Regions from separate parts of the Homo sapiens genome. Here regions 2 and 3 are each linked to region 1. The links are chromatin contacts, found by Hi-C or POLR2A ChIA-PET in ENCODE. All regions are on one chromosome and are shown on one strand. The core of a region is the stretch at or near the end of the contact, and the rest is flanking DNA. Distances in the headings are between cores, read along the strand shown. Region 1 holds the start of PTBP3 (polypyrimidine tract binding protein 3). Region 2 holds the start of ZFP37 (ZFP37 zinc finger protein). Region 3 holds the start of ZNF483 (zinc finger protein 483).

Region 1 (2,804 bases), core at 69-2,568:
GGAAGGGGACTGAGGTTAGATACAGGACTTTAAGAATTACCTCACCGAATTACTCTACCTATTTGAAAAGTTGTATGTCAAAAATATACATAAACGGACTGAAGAATCCATTCAACAGTGACGGCTGGAACCTGATTTTCTTGTGTATTCATGCAGTGCCCGGCACATAGTAGGTTAATACTGACTGAATGATGAATGAGTCCACAGTTTAGATCTTTTTAGCAGCACCTACTGATCTGAAAGCAGGAAATTAGCAAGGATAGATGTTTGAGGTTCTTGTTAGTTGCTTTTCAAATGACGAAGCCACGGGGAGGAGCCCCGCTCTTTTTTACTCAGTAGGTTAAGAATTTGGCTTAACAGTTTAGGGGGTTACATTTTGGTGATCTGTGAGTTGAAAAAGTACTCAATTTCTCACTAAAAAGGGAAAAAAGCAAGCGTGTTGTCACTCGTTATATTATATATATACTTTTTGCTCAGACCAGAGGGAAGGGCTCTGGTGCAAACGTTTCCTGGTTGTGAAACTGTGAGCAAATCACTCTCTTTGTATATGTATTTTCATCTGAAAAAAGGGAATAATGAGTAAACTTTTAAAAAATGCTGGGAATATAGCCATTCCATGTTTGTACAATGAATTTTTCATATAAATTCAATACTAGACGGTTAGGTCGAAATGCACTCAGATACTTAAATTGTATACAAATTCCAGTCCGGGCAGCCTCTTTCACCTCATTCATCGTCCCAGCCACACCTATGGGGCTGGTGTCGGTCCCAGCGGTCGACTCCAGCGCCGGGCTGCCAGAGGCTGGTCCCTGGACGTGTCATCTACAGCCTCGCGCACCCGGGGCAATTCCACCTCGTTTCTGGGGTCCTTGTGGGACATTCCTTCCTACTCTTGGGAGTCAGGTCCCCATAGCTTTTCCTGCCGGCAGAGGGAGGCATTCAAACCTGGCAGGCCCGGTCTGCGAAGCCGGAAGGCCCGCGGGGCCGCGGGAGGGCGGGCGGGGTGCGCGGCGGAGCGGGAAGCACAAGGCGCGCGCTCCCGCGAACGCAGGAGGGAGGCTGGGGGCGCGCGCGCGCGCCGGGCCGAGGGGCCGAGAGGCGGGGTCTTACAGCGACCGCGGGAAGAGGGCGCCCCAGAGCTGAGCCGGAGGCCGGCTGCCAGCGGGGCGAGGGTGGGCGCGAGCGCAGGGGCGGGCCCCGAGGGAGGGCGGGGACGGTGAGGGGGCGGGGTCGGGCTAGGCGGGGACGCGCTCGCGGGGTGGGGAAGGCGGGGGCGCGGCGGTGGCGGGAGCGTGCCCGGTCCCCGCCCCTGTTCCCACTCTCCTTCCACCTCGGACCGGCCGGGGCTCCGCAGAGCCAAAGCTCGCTTGTCCCCGGAACCGCCCTGCTGCCGCCGCCTGCTTCCTCTGCTCGCGGTTAGCCCGTCAGTCCCTGCTCTGTGCGCGCCTCCATCTGGGCCATGGATGGGTAAGTACTAGGCGGCGCGGCGGCCGCACCGGGTTGCCTTGGCGCCGCTTCCACCCGGCTCTCCGCGGGACGCGTAAGGGCTGGGGAGCAGTGCGCGGCGCCGGCGGCCGGAGGAGCGGCCCCGGCCAAGCCCGACGGCGGGGCTTCCGGGCGTCTCGGTGGGGATCCCGGAATCGCGGAGTTGCCGTCCGCCGCAGGCTCTCCTTTCCCCACGCGGCGCCCCGGACACGTCCGCTGCTTCCTAGCCTTACTCGACACACCCGGGAGCAGAGGAAAGCCCGGTCCGGCCGCGGTGCCGAGGTCCGCCCTCCGCGCCCCGAGTCCGGGGAGCCCAGCTCGGCCTCCCGACACTTCCTCTCAGAAAATGGTGCGCGGCGCTGGGGGAGGCGGAGGCGGCGCGCGGGGCGGGCGTCCTCCTGCCGGGGGAGTTGCTGTTTACCGGCGAGGTGGGGCGAGCGGCCGACGGCGGGTGCACGCGTCGGTACACGTCTGGGCGGCGACCTGGTCGCAAGCCATGGTCCCACGCGGGGTCCCAGGGCCGCCGCGGGACTTGGCCGAGGTCTCCCGACTTGTGCTGTGAGATACGTTAACGCTTTCTCGACACCAGGGGTCTGGACTTAGTGACCATGGACGCTTCCCCCTCACCTTTCTCTCTCCCCAAGAAACTTAATGAATTATCTGCCCGTGTATGTAAAATATGATGTACGAGCGATTTTCGGGGGCATTTCAAATGCTCAAAAATTTAATGGGGGTCCGTGACCAAAATAAAAAGATTTAGAGTCTATGTATATAAACTGTTCTCTGGGGACTCAGGGATATGGGGTGGGACTTGACATATTTTGGTAATTAAAGTAACAACTATGTTAGGATTTTGGTGAATTAATTGAAGGTTGTAGTATCTGTACCTACGGATTAAAAAAAAATCTCCAACTCGGTTTATTCCCATTATGTATTTGAGGTTTTTTTTAGCTTGTTACCTACTTTTGATGACAAGATTTCTGTGAGGTTGTGGAATATATGCAACTTGCTAGAACAGTAAAAGTCGTTCACATGTTGCCATACAGTTGATGATATGCTATTTGAAGATGAAATCTTCCAACAGCTTTTGACCTCATTAGATTTCATTTATTTTAGTTTCACAATATTAAGTGTATATGACATTTCGGATTGATTCATTTGAATGCAGATTGCACACTGCTACAGACATCAAAGTGGAGTTTTAGATTTTATTCATGATTGTGATGTTCTTTATTTTTATTTGATTGAAGCTTCAAAAAATTTCTTAAAATTATAACTTTTTTGGGTACACAGTAGGTGTATATATTTTGGGGGGGAAT
Region 2 (2,723 bases), core at 124-2,623, 720 kb before region 1:
TAGTGGATTAAAGTATCACAAACCTATTATCTCACAGATTCTGTAACCTGGAAGTCTGTGTATATCATGGTTAGGGTGATGGTTAATTTTATCGGTCAACTTGACTGGGCTAAAGGATGCCCAGAAAACTGGTGAAACATTGTTTCTGGGTTTGTTAGTGTGTTTCTGGGAAAAGATTAGCATTTGAATTAGCAAACTGAATAAAAAAGCCCCCACCAATGTGGGTGGCCACCACCTAATCCACTGAGGGCCTGAAAGGACAAAAAGGAAAAGGAAGGGTGAATCCTCTTTTCTATTTTTTTTTAATCTTTAACTTTTGTGGGTACATAGTAGGTGAGTATATTTATGGGGTACATGAAGTAGTTTGATACAGGCATGCACAGTGCAATAATCACATCATGGAAAATGGGGTATCTATCCCCTCAAGCATTTATCTTCTGTGTTACAATCCATTTATACTTTGTTATTTCGAAATGTACAACTAAATTATTATTGGATATATACACCTGTAGTGCTATCAAATACTAGGTCTTATTCCTTCTTTCTTTTCTTTTTTTTTAAAAACCCGTTAAGTATCCCCACTTCCCTCCCACCTTTTCTTTTTTCTTGAGCTGGGACATTCATCTTCTGCCTTTTGACATTGGAGACCCTGGTTTTCTGGCCTTTGGACTCTGGACTTACATCATCCCTACCCCTCTCCACTCTTTTTCCAGTACCTTGCATAGCGCAGCACCTAACCTGCACATATTCAATGAATGCAATTAATGCATGAAATGGCGCATTAAGGAATTATTTCTCCAAGTGCTTGATTATTCTGGTGAAATATCTTCACCAAACCCGGGCTCTCACGGAGGAGTGGTGTGTTTACTTAAGTTTCTGTTTCAGTTTTTCTTATTGTTCTTATACTATATATGAAAAGATTTATCGTATATCTCAAAGATTAACGTCCTCTCCCTATAAAATAATGTTATTTGTTCGATCAGGCTTTTCTCCGTTATGCTTCCAATTTCTCGCATCCTGCCTTTCTAAAGTCCGCACTAAGCGTTGTGATTCCCGGACTTCTAGCCGCTGGCCGCACTGACATGTATTCGGAAAAGCAATTCCAAATTCTGTAAAATATCTTCCGGCAGTGATGCGATCCGAACTCCGGCAGTGGGTTGTCAGGCCCAGGTCAGTCCTGTAGTGCGTAACGGAACTCGGTTCCGGCTGGCTCTGATCGCATCACTCCTGCATCCTGCAAGTAACGCCCTCGCCAGCTTCCACCTCCCGATCTAATTGTCCCAGAAGTCCCCGCACTTCCGCTGTACGGCTGAGTGTTTGCCAAGATGGCCGCGCCCGTGCGCTATTACCGAAGGGCGCCGCCATCGCGGCTGCCGGACCCGCTAAGGCCGCCCTCCGGGTAGCCGCCATGTCGGTCTCCAGCGGCGTCCAGATTCTGACAAAGCCAGAGACCGTGGACCGGAGGAGAAGTGCGGAAACGACCAAAGAGGCCGGGCGACCACTGGAGATGGCTGTGTCCGAGCCCGAGGCCAGCGCCGCGGTGAGAGCTGTGATGAGACAGGGTGTTTTGGCGGTCAGAGATGGTGTACTTGCGGGGCAGTGATTGGAGTAGTCTGTGACGATAGGTGATTTGGGAATTGGTGGAATCGATGCTAGATGGTCTTTTGGGAGGTCGGTGTTCTGAGTTATCTGTGGGGTTAATGATTTGGCTTTAGGATATCAGTATTAGGAGGGATCTGCAGAGACAATGATGGGGAGGCGTCTGTGGCAGTCACCGAGTGTCGGAGTTTGGAAGGAGATCAGAAATGGAGGCTTTGTGATGTGTCAGAGATAGGGAAGGACCGTGGGGGTTGGCGGTTTGGGATGTCTATGGGAGCCAGCGATTATGGGTGCCTGTGGTGGTTAGAGCCTGGGTTATCAAAGAGGGTCAGTGTTAGGATTTGGGAAATTCAGTGATTGGGAGCATCTGGGAGCATCAGAGATTGGGGCTTGGGAGTCAGTGACGGTGATGTCTGTGGAAGTTTGATTAGCAGTATCTTTGAGGGTCAGTGGGTAATGGAGGAATCGGGGGGCCAGTGAGGGGGGAATATGACTGTTGGAGTTTGGGGAGTCAATGTTGAGGTGTCTCTGGGGATGGTAGATGATTTGTATGTCATCTGGGGAGAAAAGGTAATTGGGGATGTATGCAGGTCAATAATTAGGTGGTGTCTAGCAGTAATAACTGTGCTTTGAGTAATGAGGTGATTAGTAGGAATTAATGATTGAAGATCCTCTATGATTCTGTGACTAGAAGTCTAAGGGGGTCAGGAGTTTGAGGGGATTGCTGCATTTAATGATTGAGGGTTCTTTGGTGGTCAGTGATTGGAGATCTGTGGAGGTTAATGATTGTTCTGTGGAGAGTGATAGTTGGGAACTTGCAGAGATCCATAATTGGGAGAAGTTTGTGAAGGTTAGTGATTGGGGAGTATTTGGGTGTCAGTGATTGAAAACTTGCAGGAACAGTAGGAACAGTCTGTAAGATGAGCATTTATTTTATGCCAGGGGGTATTTTTTATTTTATTTGTTTGGTGTTGTTGTTTTGCAGTCCCTGCTTTGTCCTCAAAACCAGGGAATGTTTTAAATGCTGGAGACACACCAGGAAACAAAACCAGAATCCCTCCCTCAATGACTTACATTATAGAAATATGAAAGATATCATAAAATATAAACAAATAAAATTATTC
Region 3 (2,795 bases), core at 293-2,792, 810 kb after region 1:
AAAGGTTCACAAGGGGACCCAGTCACAAAGCTATTTAACAACTCCTACCCTTTCTTAATGAAAGGGCACACATTTCTCACTAGTTGCTCAACTCAGAAGCCCAATTTAATATTTGACTTTCAAATTTCTCTTCCTCCTTACTTCTCCCATCAATCGCCAAGTTCTGGCGATTTTATTTCCTAAGAACCTCTCCATTCTATCCTTCTGAAACTGCCTAAGTACAGGGTTCTTCACTCCAGTCTCACACTGTGGCCAAAAAATTCCTTCTAACATGCAAAATATGATCTTATCACTCCCCGGCTTACAGTCCCTCACCAGCCACCGAACTGTCTCTCGATAAAGTTCACATGCAGGGACCATGGCATTGTGATCTAGAGACACTGTCTGATGACCTCACCTCTTGAGCTCTAGCTACCCGATTGACACTACAGCCATAAATTAGTATCTCCTCTCTCTCTACATACTCTCCTAGCCTTTGCACCAAGGCTATTCCCTCTCCTCGGAATGTTGCTTTCTTTCTCCTACCAAACTTTTATTCGTCTTTAAAGCCTGACTCCTTTCAACTGTCACTTCTGGTGTGATGCTCTGCTTGATCCCAAAGCACTCCTTTGCACACAGACTGCCCTGTGTTGCATTCATTCATTCATTCTATAAGTGACGGAGCAACTACAATGAGCTGGAACGAGACCAGGGGCCATGAGCTGCGGGGCCAGGCGTGGACAGGCCTGAAAGGGTCCTCACGCTCACAGAGGGTCCAGGAAATGACAATACAGCCGGAGCGGGACTACAATGCGACAAGTGAAGGATGTGACAGCCTCGCATTGCAACTACCATACCAATAACAACCCACTTCCGAGTACAGCGCCCGGCACACAGCAGCATGACGTCATTTATTCCTCTGCCAAATATTAGGCGCCCACCACGTACCTGGCGCCGTGCTGAGCACCTGGGGCTCCGCGATGACTAAGACACTCGGCTCCGTCTACAGGGAGTTTACATAGGAGGCCCGGTGAAAATGTGACGCAGCCAGAGGATCTCAACCAGAGGGAAGAAAAAAGGAGAGATTTCACCCCCCAGCGGTCCTCTGGCAATGTCTGGACACATTTTTGGTTAGCTCGACTAGGACGAGAGGTGGTACTGTTATCTAACGGGCAGAACCAGTGACGCTGTTAAACATCCTGCCACAACGGGAGAGCCTCCCCCTCACCGCCACACCACAAACAAAACAAGGCATTATCCCGCCCAAAATGTCAACAGTGCCCAAGTGGCGCAGGGAGGGATGGAGGGAAGCCAACAGCCCCATCCCGCAGCGGAGTGCGCACCTCCCACAGAAGCAGCAGCAGCGCAGCGCACAGCCCGTTGGTAGGCTGCTCCCGGCCCCCATCCCGCCCCAAGTGCGCCCTCGGAGCCGGCGACCCGGCCACGGCCCCGAAACTCGGGGCCCGGGACGACCAGTACCTGCATCAGCATCCGCAAACAGCACCAACGCCACCGCAAAGAGCTTCCAGAAGCTTGTCCCGCAGCGAGTGCGCGCGCAAGCCTGCGGGAACCACTGCGCCTGCGCAGAGGCGCTGAACCGGACTCCCCGAACGCGCTCGTGCAGCTTTCCGAAAGTCCGCGCTTTCCATAGGCTCCCACCTGCCTGTTGCGCATGGTCACTGGGAAGCGGCTAGTGGGCTCGGCTGCAGAATTATTGCTGCGCCAGAGGCTCAGAGGCCTAGAATCGTATGAGGTTTGCAGATCCAGGAGGCTCCATCTGTTTAGTAACCTCAGACCTTCCCTACCCGCTCCCATCACTTCCATTCCCTGAAATCTAAGGTGGAAAAATCCACCGCAGAAGCATATTACCGATGCATTTAATGCAAGCCATAATTAATGCCACAACTTGAGTTAAACACATATTAATCTTATGACTTCCACACCTGCCCCCATGGTCCAGTCCACCCTCATGGCTCACCTGGATTATTGCAATAGCTTCTTGATTATACCTTACTTCTCTTGGCTATTCTCCACAGCCAGACGGACGTTTTAAAAACGTCAAATTATGACCCTCCTTTGCTTAAAACCCTGCAATGGTTTCCCATTTCACTCAGAGTTAAAACCCAAGTCTTTATAGTGGCCTACAAGGCCTGATGGAATCTAGCCCCTGTAACCTCCCGCACCTCTTCCCCACTTTCCTGCTCCAATCTTGATAGACCCCTTCCTCTTCTTGTAACCTGCCAGGTACTTCCGGCTGACCTGCTCCTTCCCTAAGTGGCCATACGGCCCGCTCTCTCATCCCTTCAGGTCTTCTCAATGAAGCTCTCCCACCATTCCACTTAAATAGGAATCCCACCTTACTCTTGTTTCCTCTTCTAACATGCCCTATAGGTTTGTTAATTTTTTTTTTTACTACTTGTCCGCCTTCTCCAGTAGAATACTAATTTCAGAAGAGTAAGTATTTTTATTTCATTTGTTCTAGGTTGTGTGTTTAGGTCCTGGAACAGGACTTGGCCCATGGCAGGCACTCAATAGATATTTGTTGAGCTTATGAATGAGTATTTGCATGGATTATTGGGGGCATTGCAAAAAGGGCCAAAGAACTCCAGAAAAATTGTTTGGAGGGTTCTAATAACTGGATGATCCCTGAAGGGGTGGAGTTAGGAGAGAAAGACTAGATTCATTCTAGACTGAAGGAGCAAGGTGATTCAAGGCCCTGAGACTTCAAAAGGGCAGAGCAAGCTCAACTAAATGAACCACTCCTCTCAAAAGGAGTGGGCTTATCACAGGCAGCAAGTCAAGCTGAAGAGACAGGG

What was found. Hi-C counts contacts between places; a loop is a spot of excess contacts on that map. ChIA-PET counts read pairs that join two places held with the same protein, here RNA polymerase II (POLR2A). Pooled maps may share reads with other maps.
Region 2: a map of ascending aorta shows a loop between it and region 1 (6-fold over the local background). The contact joins the promoter of ZFP37 here to the promoter of PTBP3 in region 1. A Hi-C loop is called at or near these places in 1 of 168 maps with a recorded cell type or tissue (ascending aorta) and 5 of 50 pooled maps. POLR2A ChIA-PET finds 5 or more read pairs at or near these places in 1 of 52 experiments (A549).
Region 3: a loop to region 1 is called in a map of CD4-positive, alpha-beta memory T cell, with 19 times the contacts of the local background. The contact joins the promoter of ZNF483 here to the promoter of PTBP3 in region 1. A Hi-C loop is called at or near these places in 1 of 168 maps with a recorded cell type or tissue (CD4-positive, alpha-beta memory T cell) and 7 of 50 pooled maps. POLR2A ChIA-PET finds 5 or more read pairs at or near these places in 1 of 52 experiments (T-cell).

What each region holds. Positions count from the first base shown.
Region 1 is chr9:112,332,133-112,334,936 of GRCh38, reverse strand. PTBP3 (polypyrimidine tract binding protein 3) reads left to right here and starts at 1,318. Exons shown (of 14, transcript NM_001163788.4): 1 at 1,318-1,467. RefSeq lists an enhancer at 274-1,244 and silencers at 994-1,313, 1,464-1,953.
Region 2 is chr9:113,055,374-113,058,096 of GRCh38, reverse strand. It overlaps ZFP37 (ZFP37 zinc finger protein), which reads left to right and starts at 1,373. Exons shown (of 4, transcript NM_003408.3): 1 at 1,373-1,540. The coding sequence starts at 1,409. RefSeq lists an enhancer at 1,173-1,742.
Region 3 is chr9:111,523,926-111,526,720 of GRCh38, reverse strand. It overlaps ZNF483 (zinc finger protein 483), which reads right to left and starts at 1,542. Exons shown (of 6, transcript NM_133464.5): 1 at 1,459-1,542. RefSeq lists enhancers at 379-878, 990-1,189 and a silencer at 1,290-1,639.